2 separate regions of the Homo sapiens genome follow, and region 1 is linked to region 2. Evidence: chromatin loops called from intact Hi-C (ENCODE). Cell type or tissue: Calu3. All regions are shown on one strand. Each heading gives the region's core, and the rest is flanking DNA. Links, peaks and the distances in the headings are about the cores only. Region 1 has its middle 78 kb from the start of LINC01626. Region 2 overlaps OGFRL1 (opioid growth factor receptor like 1).

What was found. Peaks named below come from ENCODE experiments on the same cell type or tissue, not always from the same donor. Only the 100,000 strongest peaks of a DNase experiment are listed, where the experiment ranks them.
Region 1: it touches region 2 in a loop (3-fold over the local background); 2 of 110 quality-filtered maps call a loop at or near these places.

The regions. Positions count from the first base shown.
Region 1 is chr6:71,491,094-71,507,761 of GRCh38, forward strand. No RefSeq gene overlaps it. Among named protein-coding and RNA genes, the nearest start is that of LINC01626, 78 kb to the left of the region's middle. RefSeq lists an enhancer at 4,942-5,141. In Calu3, for the core only: no CTCF peak of the experiment used is centred there; a DNase peak (open chromatin) is centred at 7,738.
Region 2 is chr6:71,291,656-71,304,277 of GRCh38, forward strand. OGFRL1 (opioid growth factor receptor like 1) reads left to right here. Exons shown (of 7, transcript NM_024576.5): 2 at 1,638-1,724; 3 at 1,878-1,956; 4 at 4,662-4,740; 5 at 4,840-4,906; 6 at 5,017-5,162; 7 at 9,731-12,622. The coding sequence ends at 10,394. The region is part of intron 3 of LOC124901339 (a long non-coding RNA gene); the gene reads right to left. Among named protein-coding and RNA genes, the nearest start is that of OGFRL1, 9.2 kb to the left of the region's middle. In Calu3, for the core only: no CTCF peak of the experiment used is centred there; a DNase peak (open chromatin) is centred at 2,806.

The DNA of each region.
Region 1 (16,668 bases), core at 5,332-10,331, 200 kb after region 2:
AATCTTGAGATGACTGGAGATACAGCTGACACCTCGATTTTATCCTGTAAGAGACCGTGAGCTAGATAGAGGACCCAGCTAAGCCATGCCTGGATTCCTGAACGACAAAATTGTGAGATAGTAAATGTTGTTTTATCCAGCTACTGCATTTCAGGGTCATTTGATACACAGCAATAGATATCCAATACACATGGTATGTACCAAGAAGCATTATTTATGAGACTCTGCTGTGCAAATTATTGATGAATGAAGAAATTATCTCTGACATGTCCAATTTTCTCACCTAATAAGCAATACCTAATAATAGCTGAAATTGGTACTCATGTCACTCTGAGTCTATGGCATTACTTACTATGCCATGCTGCTGTGCAAGGGCCTTTAGTGGAGGATGAGGGTGGCAAGGCTGCAGTTTTAATGCTCAATGTACAAGTGAAAACAAGTATGAATGTTATATCTGAAGATAGATTGGTAGCAAATACTTTATAGGCCGTGTGTCTTAGGGGGCTTCTCAAATAATAACAGTTAAGTTAGCTGTTGCTCTGCTTGGATATATAGGTACTATGACCAAAAGCAGAGATTAATTTTTGTTTTCTGAAAGGAGTCAGATAGTGCATATTTTAGGCATGGCAAGCTACATATGGCCTGTGTTGCATATTATTCAATTTTTAAAATAAGCCTTTAAATTTTTAAAAGCTTTCTCAGCTCAGAGGTCTTATAAAAACGGTCTATAGGCCATATTTGGCACAGGCTGTAGTTTGCCACCCCTGACTAAAGTTAAGGTAACCCTCAAAGACCATGGATTAATTTTAGTTCTTTATAGGATTCCAAGAGTGAATTAAGCCCCATTGTCCTAAGTCATCTATTGCATGTAATAAATTAACTTCTCACCTGTGGATCTTGAATGGTGTTTGCTATATAAATACTTGAAAAGATTGAGTAAATAATCACTCAGAATATTTTTGTGCTTTGTGGTTCAGATGACAAGCTCTGGTTAGGAAAAGCTAGTGGCACACATACTCATATGATTATTTATTCAACAATCATTAAATAAGCAGTAACTATATGCTAAGTGTTAGATTATGTGCTGTGAAATTATCTCAAAAACATCACCATCATACAGAGTGAACTGCAAGAAATTTTGAAAATAACTTAATTTCTGAAGTCATGCTCTAGCAGAAACAATGTGATGAGCCTAATAACTATTTCTCTTTCACTTGTGTAATATCCTTGCTACAGGATAAGAGCATTTTTTTTTTCTCCACGAGGCTGTGATCTGTGCAGACCTATTGATAGTTGTCTGAGAAATAATAAGACCCCCTAACAATACATGTCTTTAGTAGACCCAGATTAGACCTAATCTTTACCCTGTCACTAACTATGTGACTTCTAGCAATTACTTAACCTCTCCAAGATACCATCTCACCATCAAATGGAGAAAATAATACTTATTCCAGTGGATTGTTGTATGAATTTAAATGAGATAAAACATGTAAAGCACTTGGGCATAATGCTTCACAAGTAGAAAAAGCTCTGCAGAAGTACAGGCATACTTCGTTTTCCTGTGCTTTCCTTTCTTGGGCTTCACAGATACTGTGTTTTTTACAAATTGAAGATTTGTGGTAACTTTTCATTGTTCAAGTCTATTCGTGCTATTTTTCCAACAGCATGTGCTCACTGCATGTCTTTCTGTCACATATTAGTAACTACTGCACTATTTTAATAATATTGAAAATTTTGAAATTATTTATATGAAATAATTTTGAATAAATTAACAAAAATCTTCAAATAATTTTGATTAAATTATTATATAAATAAAAATTGTTTCATAATAATGAAAAATATTTTTTCATTATTATTGTGGTGATCTGTGATCAGTGATCTTTGATATTACTATTGTAATAGTTTTGGGGCACCGTGAACTGCCATAATTGAATAACATAATTGATCAATGGTGTGTGTGTTCTGACTGCTCCACTAAATGGCCATTTCCCCATCTCTCTGCCTCTCCTCAGGCCTCCCTGAGACATAACAATATTGATATTGGCCAATTAATAACCACACAAAGGCTTCTAAGAGTTTAAGGGAAAGGAAGAGTTGCATGTCTCTTACTTTAAATAAAAAGCTAGAAATGATTAAGCTCAACAAGGAAGACATATCGAAAGCTAAGATAGGCCAAAAGCTAGGTCCCTTGCACCAGTTAGTCAGATTGTGAACATAAAGAAAAACTTTTTGAAGGAAATTAAACATGTTACTCCAGTGAACACATGAATGCCAAGAAAGAAAAACAGTCTTATTGCTGATATGGAGAAAGTTTGATGGTCTGGATAGAAGACTGAACCAGCCACAACATTCTGTTAAGCCAAAGCTTAATCCAGATCAAGGTCCCAACTCTTCAGTTCTATGAAGGCTGAGAGAGATGAGGAAGCTGCGGAAGAAAAGTTTGAAGCTAACAGAGGTTGGTTCATGAGGTCTAAGAAAAGAAACCATCTTTATAACATAAAAGGGTAGAGCCGAGCAACAAGTGCTGATGTAGAAACTGTAGCAAGTTATTCAGAAGATCTAGCTAAGATAATTTATGAACGTGGCTACACTAAACAACAGATTTCCAAAGAAGACAAAAAAACCCTCTCTTGGAAGAAGATGCCATCTAGGACTCTTATAGGTAGAGAAAATAAGTCAATGCCTGGTTTCAAAGCTCCACAGGATAGGCTGACTCTCTTGTGAGGGGCTAATGCAACTTGGTGACTTTAAGTTGATACCAGTGCTCATTTGCCATTCCAAAAATCTGAAGGCCCTTAAGAATTATGCTAAATCTATTCTGCCTGTGCTTTATAAGTGGAACAGCAAAGCCTAGGTAAAGGAAATCTGTTAACAGCATAGTTTACTGAATATCTTCATCTCACTGTTGAGACACATTACTCAGAAAAAAAGATTCCTTTCAAAACATTACTGCTCATTGACAATGCACCTGGTCACCTAAGACCTCTGATGGAGATGTATAAGGAGATTAATGTTATTTTCACGCTGCTAACACAGTGTCCTTTCTGCAGCCCATGGGTCAAGTAGTAATTTTGGCTTTCAAGTCTTATTTTTTAAGAAATGCATTTCATAAGACTATAGCTGCCATAGATAGTGATTTCTTGATGAATCTGGGCAAATTGAAAACCTTCTGGAAAGGATTTGCCATTCTAGATGTCAGAAAGACCATTCATAATTTATGGGAGGAGGTCAAAATATCAACATTAACAGAAGTTTGGAAGAAGTTGATTTCAACCTCTGTGGATGCTTTTGAGGGTTCAAGACTTCAGTGTAGGAAGGAACTGTAGATGTGGTGGAAATAGCAAGAGAACTGATATTATAAGTTCAGCTTGAAGATTGGACTGGATTCCTCCAATCTCATGTTAAAACTTGAATGGATAAGAAGTTGCTTCTTATGGCTGAGCAAAGAAAGTGGTTTCTTGAGATAGAATCTACTCTTGGTGAAGATACTGTGAACAGTGTTGAAATGACAACAAGGAATCTGGAATATTACATAAACTTAGTTGATAAAGCAGTGGCAGGTTTTAAGAGGAGTGACTCCAATTTTGAAAGAAGTTCTCTTGTGGGTAAAATGTTATCAAACAGCATCATACACTACAGAGAAATCTTTTGTGAAAGGGAAATTCAATCAATGTGACAAACTTCATTGTTGCCTTATTTTTAAAAAGTGCTGTAGCCACCCCAACTTTTAGCAACCACCATCCTGATCAGCAGTGGTCGTCGAGGCATGACCCTTTACCAGCAAAAGATTAGGACCCATTCAAAGCTCAGATGATCATTAGAATTTTTTAGCAATAAAGTATTCTAAAATTAAGGTAAGTACATTTTTTAGACATAATGCTATTGCACACTTAATAGATTGCAGTATAGTATAAACATAACTTTTAAATGCACTGGGAAACAAAAAAAATAGTATGGCTCCTTTTATCGTGATGTCTATTTTATTGCAGTGGTCTAGAACTGAACCCACAATAACTTCAAGTTGTGCCTTGTAACTATTATTGTTTTCAGGCTCACTTCCATGATGTCAGGGGCATCAGATACATGCTCTTATTTTTTTCTAAAGTCAGATCCAATACTACAGCCAATAATTCTGTATGAGATGTATTAATAGAAAGGAAAAATCTATAGTTTTCTCTAATTGCATTCGTCTTCTCAGAGAACTGGGCACAGCTATGGGGGGTAAAAAATGCCTAACAGACAATCTCGCATCTTGAAAATATTTTGTTTTAGAAGGATAGTTTGATTTTTTTCCTCAATGTAATAAGTTGGCTGCAAAGAATGGGGAAGGAAGGTGGGGGAAGCATAAATTTCTGATTTTAATTTTTTTTTGTTGTTTATTTTTAGAGCTTCTCTCTTACAGAAAAAAAGTGTTTGCTTTTTTGGATTCTGAAGTAAAAATAACAGAACGAAGCCTTAGTGAATTCTTATACCGTGCCAGGCTCTGAACGCTTTATGCTCAAACAGCCCTCTGAAATAGGAAAGCTTTTATCCTTCATAGTTTTATAAATATGAAATTTGATGCACAGATTGCCTATGGAACTTACCCAAGGTCATCTGGCCTGTGTGTCAGTAGCCCAACTATGAATCCAGGTAGGTTTACTTCAGAGCCCAGCTCTTAATTCCAGTACTGTACCACTGTTATATAACAGAAAGATTTTCTGAGTTACAGATGCAATTTTAAATATTCTTGTAGTCACACTTAAAAAAGGAAAAAAGAAATGGGTGCAATTAATTTTAATAATATATTTTTATAGAACCAACTATGTCTAAAGTATGACCATTTCAATATGTAATCAATATAAACATTTTAATGAGATATTTTGTATTTTTTCATACTTCACTTTTAAATCCAATGTGTACTAAATGCTTCTGCAGATCTCAATCTGGACTTGCCACATTTAAATGCTTCATAGCCACACAGGGCTGGTGGCTGCCCCACAGAAAGCACAGCTTCACCATCTGTGCAGCTAAAGTCACTTGACATTCTATTTATATCTTCTATGTTTACATAATCTTTATTCTTTTTGTTTTGGTATCTTCAAGAATGTAGAGACCAGAGCACTAAAACTGAAAGTAACTTTGGGGGCCGGCGGGGAAGGAAGAAAACCCGTAGTAATATTGTTATTGTCTAGGGGTTTCTAATAATGCCTACAGAAACTGATGCTCTTAAGAGCATTTTCTCAGATTTCTGAAATCTTTTGAGTTCCATTGCATGCCCATTTAAGAACATGAGGCTCATTTACCATATTTCCCCCTTGGCCAAGCAGAAATCTAAAAATAAACTCTTAGTTCTTAGGTTTGACCTAACTCTTTATATAAATATCCGTTTGCAGTTGTTATTTTAGAAAAAAATTCAATCCCCTAAGTCTTTTGGTTAAAACTTTAGGAAACTGATTTCTCTCCTGAACACTTCCTTCCTCTAAACCACATAGAGTTTGGGATGTGGGGGAAGGAAGCAACAGTCACATTTTATTTTGTTTTTTGTGTTTCCCACAAGAGAACAAAAGAGACAACCCCCACTCCACAAAATTTTTCTGCCATTTCCCTTTTCACCACCAAATTTTAAATGATGATTCGTGTGTGAAAAATTGGTCCCTTGATATAAAATTGAACTGTAAACTTTGTAGAGCTTTGGTCTGAAAAAGAATATCTTATCAAGTTTGGAAGTGCCCTATGGAAAACTGCCATGTCACATTTTCCCCTTTCTGTATCTCTGCCAATGTTTCCCCAACACCCGATGCACAGCAGACAGCAATAGAGAGTGCTTGTTGAAGTAAATTTCTTTTAATTAATTGGGGGAAATTCGATACAAATTTTGGATTCACTATTTTAAAAGAAAAGTGGTTTGTTATTTCCAAGTATATTGATGGAAACAGGAGAAATATTTGCATGAGAAAGGAATGATTTGTGAGGAAGAAATGACCTAAAGATGAGTTGGAAACTACTGGAACTTACAAGGCTCATCAGCTTCTAGGGGGTTCCTCCTTGACCCTATCTTTAAATGAAATTTTAATATAAACAAAATGTAAAAATTAAAAATAAAACAAAATATTTAAAAATACGTGTACAATTTTGGTCAAGAGAGATGTTAAGGTAGGTAGGAAACTTAGCAAGAAAACATGGTTATATTTAACTGGATTAGAATGAAGGAATATATATATATGTGTGTGTACATATATACATATATAGTCATGCATTACTTAACAATGGGGATACATTTTGAGAAATAAATCATGAGGTGATTCCACCACTGTGCAAACATCATAGAGTGCTTACACAAACTTAGATGGTATAGCCTACTACATGCCTATATGGCATAGCCTATTGCTTCTAGGCTATAAACCTTTGCAGCTTGTGTCTTTACTGAATACTGTGTGCAATTGTAACACAGTGGTAAGTTTTTAATATGTAAACATATCTGAATATAGAAAAGGTAGTGCAAAAATACAGTATTATAATCTTATAGGACCAATAATCTTACAGGAACACCGTCGTAAAAGAGGCCCATCATTAACTGAAATGTCATTATGCAGTGCATGACTGTGTGTGTGTATTTGTGTGTATTTGAAGACATATCTTATACAAAACAATGGATTGGGAAAAATATATGCAGTCAGAATGCCATCAGAAGACATGTAAGTGATATTCCTAATGTACAAATGACTACTAAAAGAAGTTGTAAATAAAGAAAAGAAAATGGGCCACAAACATTGTATTTTCACTAGTGAATCAAGGAAATGAAAAATATAAGAAAATTAGATGGAATATTTCACACACCAGATAAGCAAAAATTTAAAGAAGAAAACACTGTCCAACATTAGTGAAGTAGGCCCTCTACTTAGCTGCTGGGAGTGTGACTTGCTCAAACCTTTTTAGAAATTAAACTGGAAATGGCTATTACAATTTAAAACATCATACACTTTTATTTAGCAATCCCAATTGAGGAATTACCAGTACATAAACACATGTCTATTAAAGGGTTTATTACTTATAAAGTAAAAGCTCTGTAATAAACAGGTGATTTTTCAGGTGGCAAAAACCTGAAAACAAGTTGAATGTTCATTACAGAGGGAATAGTTGAATAAATTATGATATGGTAATAATATGGGACATTATAGATCTATTAAAAATAATGATGGCCGGGCACGGTGGTTCACGCCTGTAATCTCAGCACTTTGGGAGGCCAAGGCAGGCGGATCACAAGGTCAGGAGTTCGAGATCAGACTGGTCAACATGGTGAAATCCCATCTCTACTAAAAATACAAAAATTAGCTGGGTGTGGTGGCATGTGCCTGTAATCCCAGCTATTCAGGAGGCTGGGGCAGGAGAATCGCTTGAACCCAGGAGGTGGAGGTTGCAGTGAGCCAAGATTGTACCACTGCACTCCAGCCTGGGCAACAGAGCAAGACTCCATCTCAAATAAATAAATAAAATAAATAAAAATAAAAATAATGAGATTTTGATGCATTATATAGGATGGTTAGTTTTGAGTGGCAGGACTCTGAGATTCTCCTGGCTTTCCCCAAATCACAATCTGGAGGAGAAAAGAGGGGCTTCCTCTTCCTGTCTCAAAAGCTATGCCTACCAAGCCTCACCCTTCCCATCCATACACAGAAATTTTTCTCTCAGTATCCAGTGGCCATGATTGGGACATTAAGTCTCTGTTTCAGGCCCAGTGTGGTGACTCACACTTGTAATCCCAGCAGGTGGAATGTGAAAAGGTGAGGCAGGAGGATCACTTGAGCCCAGGAGTTGGAGGCTGCAGTGAGCTATGATCACACCACTCACTCCAGCCTGTGCAACAGAGCCAGACCCTGTCTCTAAAACAAAACAACCAACAAGCCTGAGCTTCAGCAGCATTAGTGGTGGGAAATCAGGCCTTCCTATGGCATCTTCCCAGTGGGAGGTAACTTTCGCTGTGTGGTTTGAGGGACAAATCAACAGGGCACCCAGGAAGGTCTGTCCCATCCTGGTTTGAGAAGCCCCACTGTGCCCTCATCCAAAAGGAAGATCCAAGTACACACTTGGCTTGGGTTCTCCCCACTCCAGTTATCTTCTGGTTTCAGTCAGGCTGAGTGCCTGGCATTAATTAGGTACCCCAAATCTATTGCTTTTTCCTTTCATCTCATGCTTTTTAAAACTATTACAAAACTATATATATATTTTAAAAAACTGTTAATGTTAATTGAATATAAGATCCTAATGAGTTTAATTTGGTTATATAGTTATTTTAAGGTAGTGGAAATACAAAATGACACCATAATTTTAAAAACTGGTGGAAGGGTCAATAAGTCATCTGGCCTTATTTGGTTAGAATGCTCAAACAGAGAATTTGTACCTGAAAACATAAAGTGTAATTTAAAAAAAAGCCAAAAAACAATTTTAAGTAAATATAGTAGACTTTATAGAGATTTCCATGGACTGATAGCTACCAACAACATTAACACTAGCTATTTTTGCTCAAAACATTTTATCAAAGTATCTTTCATACCTGTGTGTAGGTTGTATAAAATCATAATTACTATTAAGGTCATATCTTCTCATATATATCTTAGAATTTAAAGTGATATTAATAAGCTGGATAATTTCCTTTAGGTAATAAATTTAACTTCAAAGAACATTTAGTGGCTTCAAATAAGAGTCTTCCTTTTAGGACATTGATTTGTCACTGTTCCAAAGTATGTGATGTTGACTTTGAAGGCAATTCCAAAAGAGGAGTTTCCAAAAATATTTGGACAATGATAACATCAATCAAATTAACCCACAGCCTCCCAAGATGACTACTTAGACTGAAACAACATTCATTTAAATGCAAAACTCTGGCATGTTTGTTAAAAATTAGTAACAATATATAATCAGACTCGAGAGAGAGTGAAAGAAAATAATTGGAAGTGGCTGGGCATTGTGGCTCATACCGGTAATACTAGCATTTTGGGAGGCTGAGGTGGGAAGACCACTCGGGCCTAGGAGTTCAAGGTTGCAGGGAGCTATGATGGCACTCTGCACTCCTGCCAGGGTGAGAGAATGACACCCTGTCTCTAAAACAAATAAACAACAAACAAAAGAAAGAAAGAAGGCAGTTGAAACAATTCAGGAGTGGGGAAGCTTCCACCTTCATGTGGTGAGGCATCAAAAATTTTAATGGTTTCTGCTGTTAAAATCTCCATTTTTCTGGCCTTGTTCTAAAATACTAGGGACTATGTTTCTATTTTTATTTATTTCTATGCTTACATTTTCAGGCCAGCAGTTAAATTCCTTTATTTGTTCATTTTTACGTCATTTCAAATAGAGTGTTTTAGGCAAAACTCCTCTCTAATTTTATTCCATAAAGTTGCTCTCTTCTTGAGAGTCCATAATTATAGTTTCAGGGCAGATAATGTTTTTCAATAAAGATTAAAATGAGTATTTTTTTCAGGTTTCCACCCTGGGCTGCTGTGTGTCCTACAACTCCAGGGGTAGGCTTGCCTTGCTCTTTTCAGATGACCCTGCACACACCACTTACTCCCAGTACACACAAATGGTACTCCCTGGGCCTGGGGATGCAGTAGCTTTGTCATACCTAATGTTATTTGTTGTGCTATATGTTTCAATCTTTAAAGCCTGAGATCCAAAGGGGAGCTTGCATAGCCATAATTATAATTTTTATATGGTTCTAAATACTTTGTCCACGATACTTCGAAAGTGATGTTCATGCCTAATGAGATTATTGTAAATAAATTATATTTTATTTTTACAGAAGAGTATGTTATTTATAAAATATGAAGCTAGAAAAAGATGCAACTTATTTTCAAAAAGATATATCAAGGAGAGCAAACGTGGAGCACAGATGTCAATCAGGGAGTCAGGCAACTTCTTCATTGATTGCTTCATGAAAACACATAGTGTTTAGAGGATTTCTGTCCAAGTAAAGCCATTTAATAAATAACTCCTATCCCAGAAATAGTGTTCAGAAATCTCCATTCTGATTTTCAATAGTCCCCAGCTTCTCTTGCAGTTCAGTTGGCCTAGATGAATGCTCCACCAATGACCACAAGCAGAGGAACAAAGCGAGCTTCAGACCAAGGCTGCTAACGGTCTCAATAGGTTCCCTCCATGTCTCTTCCCTGCTGTAGTAGCCCAGGAGACTCTATGCTCCAGACTTTGTTGCTCCAAGATGAGGAAAGGCTTCCTGACAGAATCAGACCGTGATGTGAGCTGATCTAGAATAAAACCTTTGTTGGATTACTCTACTGAGATTTGAGGGTCAATTTGAGACCATTAAGGCCCAGCCCATCCTAAGATAACAAAATATATGGTATTTGTAGATAGGGTATTTGATCAAATTATTACAAAACAATATGATCTGGGAAAACATGATCCATGTCCCCTTTAATTCTCTGCCTTTAGAGATTGTTGTGTAGTGTGTTTCACTTCAGGGATTTATTAAATAATCTGTGGAATGGGTACGTAACTACAAAATATACTATATATTGCACCACTTTCAAAGAAACATGGTATAATAAAATATCCAGCATTTTAAATTATATGGAAGAGAATTCACTTTACCATATATCTTAGGTTCTAAGTCACACCTGATTCCACATCTTAACCCTCTAACATTCAGATACATCTTACACACAATAGCATCTTAGATTTGATGAAAGATTTTATTTTTTAGCACTTGGAAGCACATTTAGATCCTCTATAACCTTCAGTTTATTATTATATAACTAGATTATCATTAACCTGTAATAATACTTGTTAACAGAGTGTCACACCATGATCTTTTTAAGTTGCAACAGCTACCGTAAAGCTGTTTCTTATACCTGTTCTGAATGTTCCATCCTGACTAACTCTCCATTTTTTGGAGTTCCGATCCTATCACGTGTTTCTTCCATTTTTACCCTTGCTTTTCACATGAGACTTTGCCCTCTGCATTGCTTTTCCAGCTACAACTTTTGTATCTTAACCACATTCTTTTTAAAATGTGGTCTCATAGAAGATTCAGTTTCCTCCTCTTCTTGCTCACCTTGGGCCTTGGACCCAGGGACCATGCTCCTTTGCGCTCAGTGAGGCCTCTTATTGCTGAGTCTTCTGCTGTGTTTATTCAAGCCCCGTGGTTCTTCAATATAAAAACCTCAGTGCAGTTGGGGAGAAGGTTGTAACAGCAATAGATTGCAAAAAACATCATTGCCTTCTTTGCCAAAGTTAGGTTTAATAATCAAACTTCATAACACTCTGGAAATTCCAGGAATACTTGAATTATCAAGCAATTCTCACAATTATTGGCCTCTTCAGAGGACCCAGAATCCCCAGGTAAATACAGTCTGAAAAATCTTGTTCATGAGTTTATCATTTAACAAATAGGCACCTTTAAACTTACCACACATAGTTTTATAGACTCAGCCTTGAAGCCACTAGCTGATACTCTGAGATCCTGTAGGAAATTACTACTTCATAAAGGTACTTTTTCCCCTAGAGAACCAGGATTAATATTTCAATAAGTTTTTTGAAAATACCATAGTAGTAATTTTTTTCCTTAGCGAAAATAAACTGAAGTGGGACCCAAAAAAATCCTAAATGTTTATTAACAAAAGAATAATTATGTATGTTATTTTCAAACTTTGTGATCGAATGAAACTATTAAAATAAAAACTAGAAAGCCAATGTTGATACATGAAAGATTACCATGAAATAATGTAAAAGAAAGCAGAGCGAGAGTTTTCTCTACTTTAAGGTTAAAATCACAGCCACAGTTCCAGAGTAAGGACTTTAGCTCTGGGGGTTGCTTTGAATTCAACTTAATCTAAACATTCTCTATTTTTTTAGATGGACTAACTGGGGAATGAGTGCTGTTGGGGATTCTATTTCTGTGACAACTTAAATAGCACTTCCAGAGAGGCAATAGTTGAACATATTGGAGTTTGTGACTGGTACTGTCACTGAGACTCAAAAGAAATATGGGCTAGGGAGGATGGAGAGGGTACAAGGGCTGTACATGCTGCTATTGGGAAGTTCGCCAAATAAGCCAGAGAGAGCACCATGATTCATAAGCTTGGTGCAGCGACACTGGTAGAGGTTTGGGTGAGAGGTGAAGACAGGAGGCAAGGGTAGAGGCCATTTTGATTGCAATATTTAGCGAATATCACTTGGATTTTCTTCAAACTCAACCTCTCTCCATAGCCTTTTCCCCCCATTCTCAAGCACTTGTGCCAAGTTTGAAGAGAAGCTAAAAATGGAAAAGAAGTCACATAAATGAGCTGAACAATGTGTGTGTGTGTGTGTGTGTGTGTGTGTGTCTGTGTGTGGATGTGTGCGTGCTACAAAGAAGGTAAGAACTTTCTGTCTTGTATTCTAAAAAGAAGTTTTGATAATGTTGAGAGTAGAACCATTTTTCTATTCAGAGTAGTAAAGGCTGGTATAGAAGTGAGGCCAGACTCATTTCTATTACAGAGACTCAAGCTGTGGTCAGAACAGATGCAATTAGATACAAGAGAGGAATGGCATGGCCATTTGGAAACACATCGTTCCTGAATTAAATGGGAGAATACCTATTTTGCCACTACATTTTTAATGTGTATATTTACTACATATTGTCTAGGGAAACATGAGTTATATAACTACATAAAGATACACATAGCAGAAGACGCTGACTAGGACTATTCTTAAAGTCCTGGAACATGTGAGAGTACTTTGAAGTTGTAGACTGTATACATTAGTTGTTAAAAACTTGGGCTTTAGAACAAGACTACCTGGGTTTGAGTCCTGGTTGCACCACTTCCTGATGTAACCTTCAGCAGATTCTGTAAACTTCTTTGTGCTTCAGTTTCTTCATCTTTAAAATGTGGTTGTGTGAGAATTAAATAAGCTAATACATATAACACGATAAGAATGGTTTCTGGCACGCAAAGTTTAGCTGTGAGGTGGTAATAATGACTGTGATCATGACAATGACTAGGGCTCAAAGCTGATGAAATAAAAGCCAGTTAATGACCTGTATTTCAAAGAAAATATCCAACAATTGGATCTAGGCATCTCTATAACTCATTTAGAAGTCTTGCCTTGTGAGCTTCAGTGACTACATAAAAACTCTTTGCCTTCTCTCACAGACATATTACATACACACACACACACACACACACACACACACCCACACACATATATACATATTTGAGACAGAGTCTTGCTCTGTTGCCCAGGCTGAAGCGCAGTGGCATGATCTTGGCTCACTGCAACGTCTGCCTCCTGAGGTTCAAGCAATTCTCCTGCCTCAGCCTTCCAAGTAGTTGTGATTACAGGTGTCTGCCACCATGCCTGGCTAATTTTTGTATTTTTAGTAGAGACAGGGTTTCACCATGCTGGCCAGGCTGGTCTTGAACTCCTGACCTTGTGATCTGCCCACCTTGGCCTCCCAAAATGCTGGGATTACAGGCATGAGCCACTGTGCCTGGCCTACATATATTATTTGGGGGTACTTCTGGGTACTATTAACAGAATGCAGAACAGTCGTAACACAATAGTGATTTACATTTTGCTCACATAAAATCCATGTGTGTATTATTGGTCAGCAATGGCTTTTCTCTATGGAGTCAATTAGGAATCAAAGCTTCTTGCATTCTGTATCTTGACCATCCCTCAGGGCATTAAAGTCCTCTTCATCCAATTGCAGAAGAGAGCAGAGAGAAGTTACCGCTTCTTAAAGGCTTGGGCCCGGTGCAGATACATCACCTTCATTTGTATTTCATTGGTAAGACCAAGTCGCATGGTCCTACCTACATGACAGGGGGGCTGGGAAACACAGTCTTTGAATGGGTCATGGTCTCTTAGAGACATATATACATCACGAAAGGGGAGCATGCATTTTCATAGGCAGCTGGCTCTCCCTTCAACAAAAGCAAAGAGGGAGAGAGATTTGAAGAGAAATCGTGAATTGCAAGAAGGGGACAACAGGCATCTCATTCTTGACTAAATGTTTATTGAGCTGCAGAACTGGTAGAGCCACCCGACACATCCCCTGGACAGAACATGAGGGAGATCTCAGGAGATCTTGATGTTTGTTCCCTGGAGTTAGGGGTCCAAATGTGAACATGAAGACTGGTGCTTATTTCTCAGCCGGTCATTTCATAAGGCAGAAGCCTCACTGGAGCAGCTGCATCAGTGGAGTCACCAGGGTTGTAGGTTACATGGGAGGAACATGAAGGGAACATGGCCACCTGATGGACTAACTCCTAGTCCATCAGGGGTCCCACACAAGGACCTCAGGAGCTGCCATGGCTCAAGATCCTGTCTCAAAGAAACAACAACAACAACAACAACAAAAGAAGGTGCATAACACTTGAGAAAGAGGCAGCAGAAGATGTAGATGATATGGAGCTGTTCAGATGATGCCCTCCCTTATGGAGGGGTTTGGAGGCATAGGTCCCTGTTGTAGCCAAAACAGAGATATGGTTGATCCTTTCTGAAGGGTTATTAAGTAAAGGAGAGATCACAGCAAAGCTGAAGAGTGCCCCTAAAAAATTGTGCATAACAATTATGTAGAGAGTCTCACATTGGTGGAGACTTCGAGAAATAGATTCTAGGGTCACCTTCCCTCAGCATCGGGCAGCCAGCTATGTATGACCCCTGCCATTTCTTCTATTTCTTCTTCCCATGTGACAGCTCACTGGAAGAGGGATGGGATGAGTAAAAGAGCAGACCATGTCTCTTAAGAACTACAGACACCCCCAGGTTAAAGACTAAGCCTTAGCTATGGGGAAGAAGAAATACAACAGTAGAATTTGAAATGTGAAGAGTTGAATGAGGCTGTTCTAATATCTAAAAGGGACCAGAAAGCTACAACATCTTCCAGAGATACAATTAGGGGATTAAAAAAAATCTTCAGATTATGGTTAAGTACAGTGATGGGAACAAAACAAAAATCAGAGCCCCCACCAACATATCAAGTATGTCCACATCAAGACAAACCTGCTGGGTAAACAGGTTTCCTAAATGCATAGGTAGAAAAGCCGGCATGCGGACTGGAAGACACCATTTTCTCTCTACTGTCTGAACTGATTGACTCATATGGAGTCCATTAACTCTTATTTGCCAGCTTGGGTTTACCATAGAGAGGAAGGGACTGTGTGCCTGTTAAGCTTTGTAACATATCAGAGACCAAGTGGTATTTTTGTGGGGCATTTGTAACTGAGTACATCAAAGTGCAGACAGAGGGAGGAAGAAACTATTTTTCTTTTTCCATATGGCATTGAGAGCCTTGGTGCTGGTAGGATTGACAGAGACCTGTTCTTTGGAGGAGCAGAGACCAGGGAGAATCTTGGGAATTTAAATATTTAAGAGGGATATTTTAGGATCCAGGAACTCCTTCACAAGCAAGTGAGGCCTTAAAGCTAATGAAATTCAGTTTGATGATTTAAATGTTTTCATTTATATCTATAAACTGGTGAGGCATTAGGACATATGGAGTTCAAGGATGAATAATTAAGAGGAATATTTATTCATCATTCATTTTTATCAAAATATTGAATACCTACTATGTGTCACACACAAAGTTAGATGTTGGGCGTACAATCAAGGGTAAAAATTTCATGTTCAACTGGGCTAAATTTGTGAAAACAAGTATAGAGAGCTTTAAATAAGTTACCTGATCTGGCCTGAGGGTGAAGAGGATGGCTCAAGGAAGTGACACAAATGTTCAGTGTGTTAGGGTAATGGGAAACAGTGTTTTTATGTTTAGAAATTCCTTTAATGTTTTAATGCTCTTTCATAATAAATAATAATCATAAAATAAAAGAAACAAAAATCTTGACATAGTGAACAAAATGAAAACTGCTTTAAAAGAACCTCACATTTCTCCTTGTAGTCTAAGTAAATCAAAAATTATTTAACTCTCTGATGAAAGGTCTTCGTCACCTAATTTCTACTTTTACTTCTTAATCCAAAGCATCTTTCATTTGTTCATTTCCCCTTTCTTTTATTCCATTTCATGTTGGGTCCTGCCATATCCTGTTCACTTCCCCCTTGAAACAAATCACCTTAAATATTTCTTCTTGGCCTATTCTGTAATTTCAAAATCCTAAGTAGTTTCAGAGGAAGAATATTAAACACAGTTGTGGTTCTGTCACCTTTTCTTGTTATATCCTGAAAAATTAAGAAAAAGATGGCTGCTGTGGCTTTAAGGAATAAATCAAGTTAGCTGAGGAACTCAACAGGCAGGAGTGCTTTGAAAGCAAATGATGAGTCTCTCGTGATTCTCAAGTAAAGCCTGAGAAAGTAGATTTAAATGCCCTGGTGTACTATAGAAGAGGCTGAAAAAACACTGACACAGGCATTCAAACACTGACACAGGCATTCAAATCAGAGCATCCTCAATTCACACCTGTTTTTTAAACCCATGCGTGCGCACACACACACACACACACACACACACACACGTTACATGGAACGTTTCCTACTAGCCTGTAAACTGAATATAGGCTAAAAAGGTAGAACTATTAATAAATTTAGACCTTAATATTAACTGAAACATTTAGGTGGTGAGTGATATAAAATTTTCCTCCTGAAAATTAGAGTTTTCTCTTCATTTCAATGTAATAGCAATGAGCAGTCCACCTCAATGCTGTATATGTGATTCTCCTAGCTTCATTATAT
Region 2 (12,622 bases), core at 729-5,728:
GGCAGGACACAGACATTCTTATGATAATCCTGAGAAATAGGTAGGGCTTGAGTCATTATCTTTATTTCAGAGATGATAAAACTAAGATTCAGCTAAATGATTTGCTTAAGGCCTCACAAATACAAGTAAGCAGCGTTCAGATTGCTAGTCTTCTGACTCCAAGTCTTGGGCTACTGATACTACACCAAGGTTTCCATATATCCTTCATTTTTTAGTGTGACTGAGATTGATTCAGACCTGGACTTGGGACCCAGAGCCTGGGATTCTTGTTCTTGCACTGTCACTGGACTCTGGGTGGTGTGCAACTTCTCTAAGCCCCTGATATCTTGTTTCTAAGATGGAAACACTTATTAACTGTCAATCAGGTGTGTTTTAAGAATCAAATGAAATAATGCCTTTTGACTGTCAACCCTGTTTGTTGTCTATTCGCTATATATGTAAGTGCTTTGTAAATGGAGAGTGCCTTCTATACAAATGTAGGATGATGATTCATATGGTTGTATCTCAGGCTAAATAGATTCAGAAACTTGCTAGGCAGAGCTATTTTGAAACGTGTGGCAAGGACCAGAATTCAAGCTTTTCCTTGCTTATGTAACATGACAGCGTAACTAATGTTAAGCATCAGAAGATTTGATGTTGAAGTAACTCGGTACTTGTAGTAATAGTGAGAATCACACCACTTCAAAAATGTGTGAAAATTACTTAGAGGATGCCAATCTGTCAACACAGATGGAGGACAGGGGTTGAGGAGAAAAGAATTTGGGGCAAAGCTTTTAATGACTCTTAAAGGTCTAAAGTTTTTCTTTTTCATGATTGTCATCAGCACTTTCTCATACATTATAATAGTACATATAGGGAATGCAAATCGATTATTTTAACCCACATCTTATACTTTAAAAATCAGTTCATGGTGATAGGAATTTTACTTAAGAGTTTGAACAGTATGAGTAAACTACCATGTATAAGTTGTTTCAATTGGACACCATTCCATTTAAGAGCATTTTATTGCTTTGTGTGTATATATTTTAAATGTTTATATCACATTGTATTATCATTCAGTGAACAGATGATTATTCATGCCTTTGTGTACTTGTCATGGTATTATAAAGGATGGAGTTTAGAAAGCTAGTTTGTTTTAAAATCCTTTCTTTTCATAAATATTACTTGACTTCCAAGTACAGCTAAATGTTGCAAATTTAATGACAATTTTCTTTGTAGAATTGATTTAGTAACTTAACACATTCTTAGTATTATGTAAAATATTCTAAAATAAGTTTTATCATAGAATCACTTGCATAATCATCTGGTAAATAAATGTCTTGAATTCCTTTTTGAGTTCCATTTTTGATGGATATTGATCCATAACATTGGCCTCTTAGGTTTTTGGTTAATAATAAAGTGTTTTATTCAGTAATATATCTTAGGACAAATGTTATTGGTTCAAATAAGAAAAATAGGATGCTAAGAAATATTGCTAGTAAGCGTTATTAAAGGAATATTTATAATATTTTCATTAATCTGGACAGATTGACAATTTTCAGGCTTTCTTTATGGATCTTCCTTAAGTTTGTTCTGGAAATTTCTTTGTGAAATTATCTTGCGTCAACATGTAAACGGAGTTTCACCTTTTATTTCAGGGTGGTGATTCCACTGAAGCAACTGCCAAACCAAAGAGAAGTTTTTATGCTGCCAGGGATTTGTACAAGTACCGACACCAGTACCCAGTAAGAGTATAGAATGCTATGTTTTAAACTGTAAACTATTTTCCTTCTGTTTTTAAATTTTTATGGTGCCACTGAGAAAACATGCATGAAGGGTCCTTGTATCTTTACTGTATTTCTATGTGCTGGAGATTGATTTATTTTTTCCTTTAGCAGAACTTCAAAGATATCCGATATCAAAATGACTTGAGCAATCTTCGTTTTTATAAGAATAAAATTCCATTCAAGCCAGATGGTGAGTAACGTACTACTTGATAAATTGCACTTTAAATAATCACATACACTTGGTTATTCTTTATTTTGTGGTTTGTTTCATTGATTGGATTTACTTTGCTATGCAGTCTAATGTGTCCCCTTGGTAAATTCTGGAGGAAGAGCTATGGATTAATGGTATCTTTCTTATTTACATTGCTATTATCTGAAAGATAGTAGGGACAATTTTTGTGACAGGAAGAGAGAGGAGATGTATAGAACCATAGAATTTTAGGTTATTAAGGAACAGTAGAGAAGATCAAATTCAGCTTTCTCATCTCAAAGATTAGGTCACTAGGACTTAAAGCTTAGGTCACTCGATTGCAGGTTCTAGAGTCCACTGTTCTTTCCATTGTGCCATAGCTGAAAACTATTTAGCATGTGATTGAAAAGTGCTGTTTGTATTTAGAATTATCTTTCCTGTCAGTTTTCAGATTCAGTATCAGCAATCTACAGCAATCCCTGTTTGGAGTTCCAATATTCTGGGAAGGGAACTGCAGATACAGTAGATCTCCATCCAACTCTGCCAAATACACTTGTCTCCTTCCCAACTCTGCAATTGCCCTCCTAGGATATTTTCCAAACCCATAGTGAGAAGATGCAGCTGCTATGGTAATATGACCACAACATTGCATATTTCATTGAGGCATCATGCTGTGGTTCATGGTGGTCATCCTAATTTTATCCAGGTCACCCTAGGAAAGCTGGCTTCTCTCCCAAGAGCCCTTTTCTGTGTGAGGTGGTCAGACTGCCCTGGCTTCTGCTATTTGCTCTCAGTGGAAACTGAGCCAGTTCCACAGCAGTGTGAGTCACAGAAGGAAGGAGATAGACTGCAAGGCTTTCAAGTGGCAGGACCTTGCATTCTTTGGTGAACTAACTCGAGGCAAGAGGTCTAAAGCCTGGATTGAGTTTGGGAGGAGGGAGTCCCAGTACTGTGTACCAACAGACCTACCAGTTGGGAGTTAATATTTGAGAACATCGTTGACGTGGCCAGATCTACTTGTCTTTAACTTTCTGGTGTCCTGAAAGTCTGCTGTGATGTGGAATGAAACCTCTGGATAAAATTGCACAGTTATATTTACTAATGATAGAAATGTGCTGCTTTATTTACTAATGGAAAAATATTGGCCAAATTATTCATTTTGTTAGGACTTGGGGTAGAAAAATATTTTGAAGAAATGCAATGATAGATTGTTAATTTGAGTCTGATTTGAATTTCATACAATTTTCCTAAAGGAATGCCTTCACATATTAAAAATATTAAACATAAAGCTATGATAGTATTTAACTCTATTTTTTTCTACTAGGGAATTTATTTTGTAAATATTAATTTAAAAAGTAATTTCAAGCAATATATTGAATTTTTGGTAATCTTTACTACAAAGTTTATTTTGAAATCTTATGATTGGTGGGGGTCAGAAGTTTTAGCTAAGGTCAGATAAAATGTTTATCCTAGTTTATTATACAAATTATATCAACTCACTTTCCTCCCTAGTATACACACACACGCACACACGCACACACACACTACTTGCCAGTAAGCATAATCTTGCAATGGTATTTATTTATCAGGCAGGAGGAGTGGTAGTTGGAAAGGAAAACAAATGGAAAATTACAGAGGTAAATGGTTTCAACATGCCAATAAAGCCAACATTATGATTCAAAACAACTTTTTACCAAACCTTCCGAGAGTGGGCCTCTACTACAAACTGGTGATCTCTGGAGGAAACAAGAATGAGATGAGTTATGTTCGGAGAAATATTATATTGCTATTTTATTTTCTACAACATTGACTAAATGGCTAGTCAATTGTAAGGACCTTGACAGACTTAGGAACAGGAGGATTTTGTTTTTGTAAGTTCTTGTAGAGGAAAAGTGGACAGGGTGAAAAGGGCTTACTTCTTGGAACCAGAAAGACCTATGTTGCACTCAAGATTTACTTTTTTACTAGTGTGTAACTTTGAACAAATCTCCCAGTTTCTTCATTGTTAAAATGAGGATCATAACACTGGCAGCATTCTGTGAAGACTAAGCTGGAAAATGTGCGCTCTGTGTAATATGGGCACAGCATGTAGTAAGCACTTACAACTTTTTCCTACATTTTTCTTTTCTCGTTTTCCTTCTCCTTTGTTTTCTCCTTCTCATTTCTTTTCTTCTATTTCTACTCCCCTTTCTTTCTTTTTCCCTAGGATGCAATTCATTTTGATCCAATTTAGCATTTAAAGAACTATATAACTCCTAGGACTGGGATTGGCAAACTTTCTATACAGGGGCAAATAGTAAATATTTTGGGCTTTGGGGGACAGTGGGTCTGTATTGCAACTACACAGCTCTGCTACTGTAGTACAAAAACTGCCATAGACAGTACATAAATGAATGTGCATAGCTATATTCCAATAAAACTTTATTTAAAAAACAGCTGGCAGGCCACAGTTTGCCAAGCTCTGCTTTAGAGTACATTGTCCAACAAAGCCTTGTGCAATTTGAGGTGCTATTAATTTTTTTTAATTAGATTTATCACATAACCGAATATATGGGCATAGGGTATTCATCTTTTTAAAAGCACTATTCTTGTGTGCTATTATTAAATTTAAACAAGTTTTCATATAAAACTCAAGTGATTCGAATCTTAAAATGCCTTCACAATGTTTGAAATGTCTGGTTCATTTTTAAATATTTACTATTTAGGTGTTTACATTGAAGAAGTTCTAAGTAAATGGAAAGGAGATTATGAAAAACTGGAGCACAACCACACTTACATTCAATGGTCAGTTACATATTATCTATCTTGAACCATGTCCTATTTAATCATGTATGTTTTCCAGACAACGTTAATAGAAAAATTTTATTTTTTTAAAATAAATAGGCTTTTCCCCCTGAGAGAACAAGGCTTGAACTTCTATGCCAAAGAACTAACTACATATGAAATTGAGGTAATGCAAGCTCATTTCATTTTATACAGGGTGGCCAAATAATATTGCTATTTCACTGTCCTTGTAGCTACTGAATCATTTCAGGTGACTTTTTTCATTTTTTATATTAGGAATTCAAAAAAACAAAAGAAGCAATTAGAAGATTCCTCCTGGCTTATAAAATGATGCTAGAATTTTTTGGAATAAAACTGACTGATAAAACTGGAAATGTTGCTCGGGCTGTTAACTGGCAGGAAAGATTTCAGCATCTGAATGAGTAAGTAAAGCCCCTGTGATAAATCAGGGGCCAGCACAGTTATTTTCCCTTGGTCAGAGTTCTCTATGAAACGCAGGAACAACTAGCAGATGAGATGGGCCCAGGAATTTGGATTAAAAAGCTAGTCTGAAATGCATTACATTCCTGTACCACATTCTAAAACAAAACAAAACAACAACAAAAAGGAACAAAATTCTAGGTAGAAACACAGCTATTCAGCTTCAGACCTGTTTCTCCCTGAAACCTTCCTATTGCCCACAGCCAAATGTTGCTTCTCTCCCTCCTCCTTATGCCACATTTCTTTGAGTTTATTGTTATTGCTTGTGTACAATTCTGTGTATTCCTTCTTGTAGGCTGTAAGCTTCTTGGGGCACAATCTGTTTCTAAGCATAATGCCTTCTTAAGATTAAATTCATGCATTAAGCCTATGATGTATAAAAATCATTTTATAAGAATGAGATGGGCCCATAGTTTTTACTAAAAGAGAGAGAAAATTACACTTGTCTTCACTATTAAGGTAAAAAACAAAAACTCATTTTTGGGTAATAAGTCCCAAAACTTATGAAGAACATTTTAACATAGTTTATTTGGAATTGTTTTGCTGTATTCATTTGGTTGGATGTTTATAACTTTTGTTAATACTCATAACCAAAGTTTATTTTTCTTGATATTTTCTTCATATTCACTGTCTATTTTCTTTTTAATTATAGTTAAATTTTAACTAATTATAGTTACATTTAAACTAATCATAGTTGAATTATTTATGAATGCTGGCCTATACAGCCACCAGCTTTAAAGTACTTTTAAGCATATTATAATTAGCTAAACTGAGCAAGTACTAAGAGCAAAAAAATTAAAACTAACCTAAGCAATTTTCCTTTGGCCACAGCAGTCTACGTTTTGTGCATCAGTTAACTATTTTTTTATGTGTTTTTATAGAACTTTCACCTTGCTTTGGTAAGATGGGTATAAATATATATATTTTTAATTTTATTATTATTATACTTTAAGTTTTAGGGTACATGTGCACAACGTGCAGGTTAGTTACATATGTATACACGTGCCATGTTGGTGTGCTGCACCTATTTACTCGTCATTTAGCATTAGGTATATCTCCTAATGCTATCCCTCCCCCCTCCCCCCACCCCACAACAGACCCCGGTGTGTGATGTTCCCCTTCCTGTGTCCATGTGTTCTCATTGTTCAATTCAGATGGGTATAAATATTAATGTTATAAGAAGTAAAAAGCCTTCTTTTTACTTTATTACTTATAATCAATGATATTAAAATGGTAGTTTGTACTAAAACGCTAAAGATATGGGCATAAAGCTTTATATTCCTGACTAGAAGATCCATTAACTCATAACTCAAATTTGACTTATGTAGGGCACTTAAAGCATAGGTATATATACCTCTACCTAAGCAATACAGGTAGCTAGCTCTGGACAGAGTTTCTAAACACTTATATTACACTGTGAAAGAGCTACATGCCAGCAGCCTATTGACATGAAAGACAGCAATAGTAACAGTAAATCTTTTGAAAGGATTTGATAGTACCTCATCTTTCATGTACTTAACGACTATCATTTTAGATACCTCAAACTTGTTATTTTTGGTTGGAATAGCAATCTTGCTTAATAAATTTTTATTGAATGAATAAATGATTAACAAAATATGGTCTTCAGCTTAAATCCTCCTTGGAGTTTTGTTATCATATCCTCTGATTTATAGGTGGAAACAGAGTCTCTTTTTAAGGCTTTAATTAAATGATTTCCAGGGTTGAGGCAGGGGAAGGGAGCCTGAACTAAGTCACTTCTCACTCCTCTGCCCCATCCTTTCTTTCTGCCACCTATTGTCAGCATAGAGCTTTTCCAGCTGTGAATTAACTGCCTTAGAATCTGCCAGAAAACACTCTGTTTCTTCTCTAGTTTAGTTGCAAAAAATCTTTACTGACTAGATTTGAACAAATGATAGAGGATTCTATGAAAACGTCTGTTCTATTTTCTTCTTCAATTGGGTCCTTTTCTGACTTATTCTTAAATGTCATAACTTATTTGTATTTTAATGTATATGGCATCTTGAGTAGTTTACAGTAGGCAGGGAACTCAATATATTTATAGTAGCTAAGCAGAGGAAAAATATTGAATCAAAGTAAAATAAAATAACATTGAGTGAACAAGCGACCTTGACTAAAAGAGGCAAAATATTTTCAGACATGAGAGTACAAATATATGGACCAACCACTAAGAGGTGTTTTCAATTTTGTTTGTAATCAACTTGGATTACTGAGCCATATTTAGACCCTGGGGAGCCTTTTAACTTTTATTTTTTGTTTCCTGGTTCTCACCTTGTATGTCTTCTCTCTTTACCTACCTAGACTTCTTGCAATTTCAACACTATTTGCTACCCTTAACCTCTGTCTGGAACCTCAGCTTCTTTCTTTTTCCTATAGTGTAACCCTAAGATGGTTTATACATTATAAGGATTTTTGCCACTCTCTTCTATACCATTTAGTCTTTCACTATGACATTTATTACAAATCATACTGAAACACCCAATTGCTTTATTTTGTAGTTTTGTTCTGGGATACTCATCATCATTTTTTAACCCAAGTCTTTTTCCTTTTATACTGTTGTGTAAATATTTTTAATTGGAGCATATATAGATATAGTAAATGTGTACAGAAATTTTAACTTCAGCATTCATCTAAGATTGGCTATATAAAATTGAGCTGGTTGCAAATATAGTAAATTTTGTTTAGTCATAGAGCTCCTCTTTTTTAAAAAAAGAATTCTTCCACCTTTTTATACATCTTTTTCTCATAGATATATGAGGCAGAATTGCCCAAGGGTTTTGTCAGTAAGTATTTAGAGTATGCAAACTCCATAGGAATGTAACAACTAAGTTGTTCCTGCTGTTAGTGACACATTGTCTTAACTGTACCCAAATTTGTATTGTCTCAAGAGTGTTACTTCCTATTCAAAAATACAGATGTGTAAAACTGAGACATCTGTGCTGCATTTTACCCTCTGGGCTTCACAGTTGAATGTTAAGACAATAATTTTTTAGTAAACATCCAGAAAGATGAAGATGATGAACTGTTGGGCTTAGCTTTTCCAGTGTTTGGTTAGTATGAATCATTAAGGTTTTTGTTTTGTCCAAAGAAACTTTCTCATTGAAACATAAGACCATGGAACCATACTCTGCCATCCCTTAATTCATCAACATCTTTCTCCCTGCTTCCCAAGTAATTTGCTAATTATTTCAAAGTAAAATCTTCAAGCATTTTTGGAAGCTAGGACAGGTATATATAATGTTTGCAGAAAGTTCCATGTCTGAGATATAAAACAGGCTTTAGGAAGTTAGAAATAAGTGATGGTTATTGTTATGTGGCAATATTGGGTAAATAAATACCTGGGCTGTTGACAACACCTATGATTAATACATGTGGCTGATGATTCTTTTGGAATTTGACCAGGCATGTGTAATAAAGCAAAGATTGAGCTGAGTGAGTTTGGGGAGTTACATTATGAATTGTGACAAAATAGATTTGGAAAACATTCATCCAGTAATGGCATTAGTTTTGTGATAGAGAGGAAAGATGTTAGTGTAATCTGGGGGAAAATGTACCCTTGGAATCAAGACCATTAGAAATAAGATTTAAAATTATCAGATAGGGAAAGAGGAGGAAAGAATGACCAGAGATTGAAGAAAATTAGGTTAAGTTGGATAGGTACAAATATGGTGGTCCCTAATCTCGTATCTTTAAATGATAATACTAATAGTTTTAAATAGTATCTAGTACTTATCGAGTTCTATATACCCAGCATGTGTATCATCTCATTTGATTCTTACAACAGTCCTGTAAGTTGTGGGCACTTTTCCCCATTTTACAGATGAGGATATTGAGACATAGAGAAACATAGTTTCACTTAGCTGCTAAGTTACAGAGCCAGGGTGTGAACTCAGGTCTGACTCCAAAGCCCATGCTCTTAACTGTTAAACTAAGCTCTGCTAAATAAGTCAGTTTTGTGTCCTTTGTCAGAACTGTTTTAGCAAAGTAGAGTAGTTTTTGCCGCCATCCTTATGAGTTGGCTTACGTGGTGGATTTTGCTTATCAGCTGGCACTATAAATTGTACCAGTCAGCTGTTAGCTAATGTGTTTATGTTTAGCAATGGTTACCTCTGATGAGTACAGTACATTGATGTTGGTGCAAATAAATGCTCTGTTAGATCATTCATCTTCAGTGTATTTTCAGTAATAAGCAACAATTTGACAGTGGTAATAAATTTAAACCTAAATATTTTTCTAATATGAAGAACTCAACAGACAAGGGAAGTTTATTTTATACATTTGACTTTCACATAGATTGACATTACATTGTGGCCTAAGGATTTAATACCCTCTGGTTTATTCTTAATGGTATCAAATATGGCATTAGGAAGTCATTACACAGCATATTTCCATGGCTTACATTTCCATAAAAAATATTTTCCCAATAGTTTTCATTCTCCTGCCTTCCTACACCTGATTTCCCCCACTCATTTTATTCAATCCTCTCTTCCAGGTCCCAGCACAACTATTTAAGAATCACTCGTATTCTTAAAAGCCTTGGTGAGCTTGGATATGAAAGTTTTAAATCTCCTCTTGTAAAATTTATTCTTCATGAAGCTCTTGTGGAGAATACTATTCCCAATATTAAGCAGAGTGCTCTAGAGTATTTTGTTTATACAATTAGAGACAGAAGAGAAAGGAGAAAGCTCCTGCGGTTCGCCCAGAAACACTACACGCCTTCAGAGAACTTTATCTGGGGACCGCCTCGAAAAGAACAGTCGGAGGGAAGCAAAGCCCAGAAAATGTCTTCCCCTCTCGCCTCCAGTCATAACAGTCAAACTTCTATGCACAAAAAAGCCAAGGACTCCAAAAATTCCTCCTCAGCTGTTCATTTAAATAGCAAAACAGCTGAAGACAAAAAAGTGGCACCAAAAGAGCCTGTGGAAGAGACAGACAGGCCCAGCCCAGAGCCCAGCAATGAAGCTGCCAAGCCAAGAAATACAGAGAAGGACAGTAATGCTGAGAACATGAATTCTCAACCTGAGAAAACAGTTACTACTCCCACAGAAAAAAAGGAGAGTGTATCTCCTGAGAATAACGAAGAAGGTGGAAATGATAACCAAGACAATGAAAATCCTGGAAATACAAATTGCCATGATGTTGTACTAGTACAGTGAATTATCAGAAAACCCAGAAGCCAGTTTAGGCTAGAGAGGAAAAAACTACTGTATCATTTATCCTAAAGAACAGAGATGAGGTCAATTTCAAATTTTAGCCATCTGTTTGTGATTTCTGTCATAAGCATTTTGTTGTTTGTTTTTTTATTTTGGATGACAATGAATTGAATATCTAATAAGGAGATTTAAGATAAGACCCAATAAATGAATGTATTCTGTAATGCTTTTAGGATGTGAATTTTCAAATTTTGTATATAATAATTACTTTGAGAATATTTTCAGAGTATCTAGAAATTACCATGTAGTATTTGGTATACAAAATACATTCTTTTGAGACATTATAGTCTACATGAAGGAAATCAAGAGGATAATTTCATTGGATTGCTACACTTTTACCTGATTTATGGCTTTATTTTACTTTATTTTATTTTATTATTATTTTTTGAGACGGAGTCTCTGTTGCCCAGGCTGGAGTGCAGTGGCATGATCTCGGCTCACTGCAACCTCTGCCTCCTGGACTCAAACGATTCTCCTGCCTCAGCCTCCTGAGTAGCTGGGATTACAGGCGTGTGCCACCACGCCTGGCTAATTTTTGTATTTTTAGTAGAGACGGGGTTTCACCATGTTGGTCAGGCTGGTCTCAAACTCCTGACCTCATGATCCACCCGCCTCGGCCTCCCAAAGTGCTGGGATTACAGGCATGAGCCACCATGTCTGGCTGATTAATTTTTTTTTTAACTGTAAGAGTTTGATCTTTTCAAATGTGTTCAGAAACTAATTTGGATTCTTTGATTCTAGTATCTCAACGTGTTTATTTTTAGATTCTGATAAGTGAAATGGATGTCCTTGTGGAGCTCTGGCCTCCCCAGCTTATCTATCAGTCCTGCTGTCCTCACCTCCTTGCCTCTTTCCATGCTTACCCTTAAGCCACCATCTTTCTCAGCTAGCGTGTGTGTTTCTAGTGTAGTTGGCCCTCCATATTCAGGGGTCCAGCATCTGTGGATTCAACCAACCGCAGATTGAAAATATTTGTTGGAAAAAATGGATGGTTACATCTCTACTAAATATGTGCAGTCCTTTTATTTGTCATTATTCTCTAAACAATACAGTATAACAACTATTGACATAGCATTTATATTGTATGTATTAGGTATTGTAAGTAATTTAGAGATGATTTAAAGTATTTTACATAAGGGACTTGAGCATTCCTAGATTTTGGTAACTGCAGAGGGTCCTGGAACCAACCCCCTACAGATATCAAGGGACCACTATACACATTAGGATGATCTATATTGAAATCTACATGGAACAGAGTGGGACTTCTAATTGTATGACTTCAAGATTTTGCTTTGTTTAAATTAATAACTGTTTTCAGAATTAAGTGCTTAAAAACAAATTTGATTGAAAAGTTCAAGACAAGAATTTTGCTCTCTATGGCTGTTCCATATAAATTTGATGGTTGATTCTGAATGTAAATGACTGAAGAATTAAAAAATAAGAAATTCCTTTTTAAAAGGCATGCCTCTTGCACTGTGAACAAGACAGTAGTCCCTTAAACCATGAATATGTCAGTGTTCTATGGATTACGAAATTAGTAATGTTGCTTAGCCCAAACGTGTTTTTTAAAAAGTATAGTTTTGTACATCTCTAAGTTATCAAACTTCAAAATTGAGAACAAATTTAAAAGTCCATATATGCAACTCTAGTAAGCACTTAATAGGTTACATAGCACTGGTTAAGAACAATTAATTTTGTTTCTATATTATTACTAATTATTATTACAAATCAAAAAACACTGTGATAAGAACTTCAAAGCATATATACAAATATAGTTAAAGCAATGAATAGATGAAACATGTCTACTTTATTTCATTTAGAAAGGAATTAACTTTTTTGTTAGGCTTTTAAGAAAAGTTCTATTCATTTTAATCCCCTAGGGAATTTGTAATATGTCCTACTTCATATCATCTTCTGTTGCCTCTATTGATCCACATTTTCTGCAGTGGATTTCTTGAAAAGAATCACACTTATAGTATGCCTCTAGAAATATGATTTTACTGCTTTGAAGTTTACATGAAACATGCCAGTTGCTTAACTCTAATTTTTTATATGAATCTCAGTAGCACTTTTGTTGTACATTGTGTTCCAATAAGTATAGTATGGAACACTTTCTCATTTTTAGTTCCCATAATATGCCAGTTTTTGCTTTCCTAGTGTTCTGTGAGTAT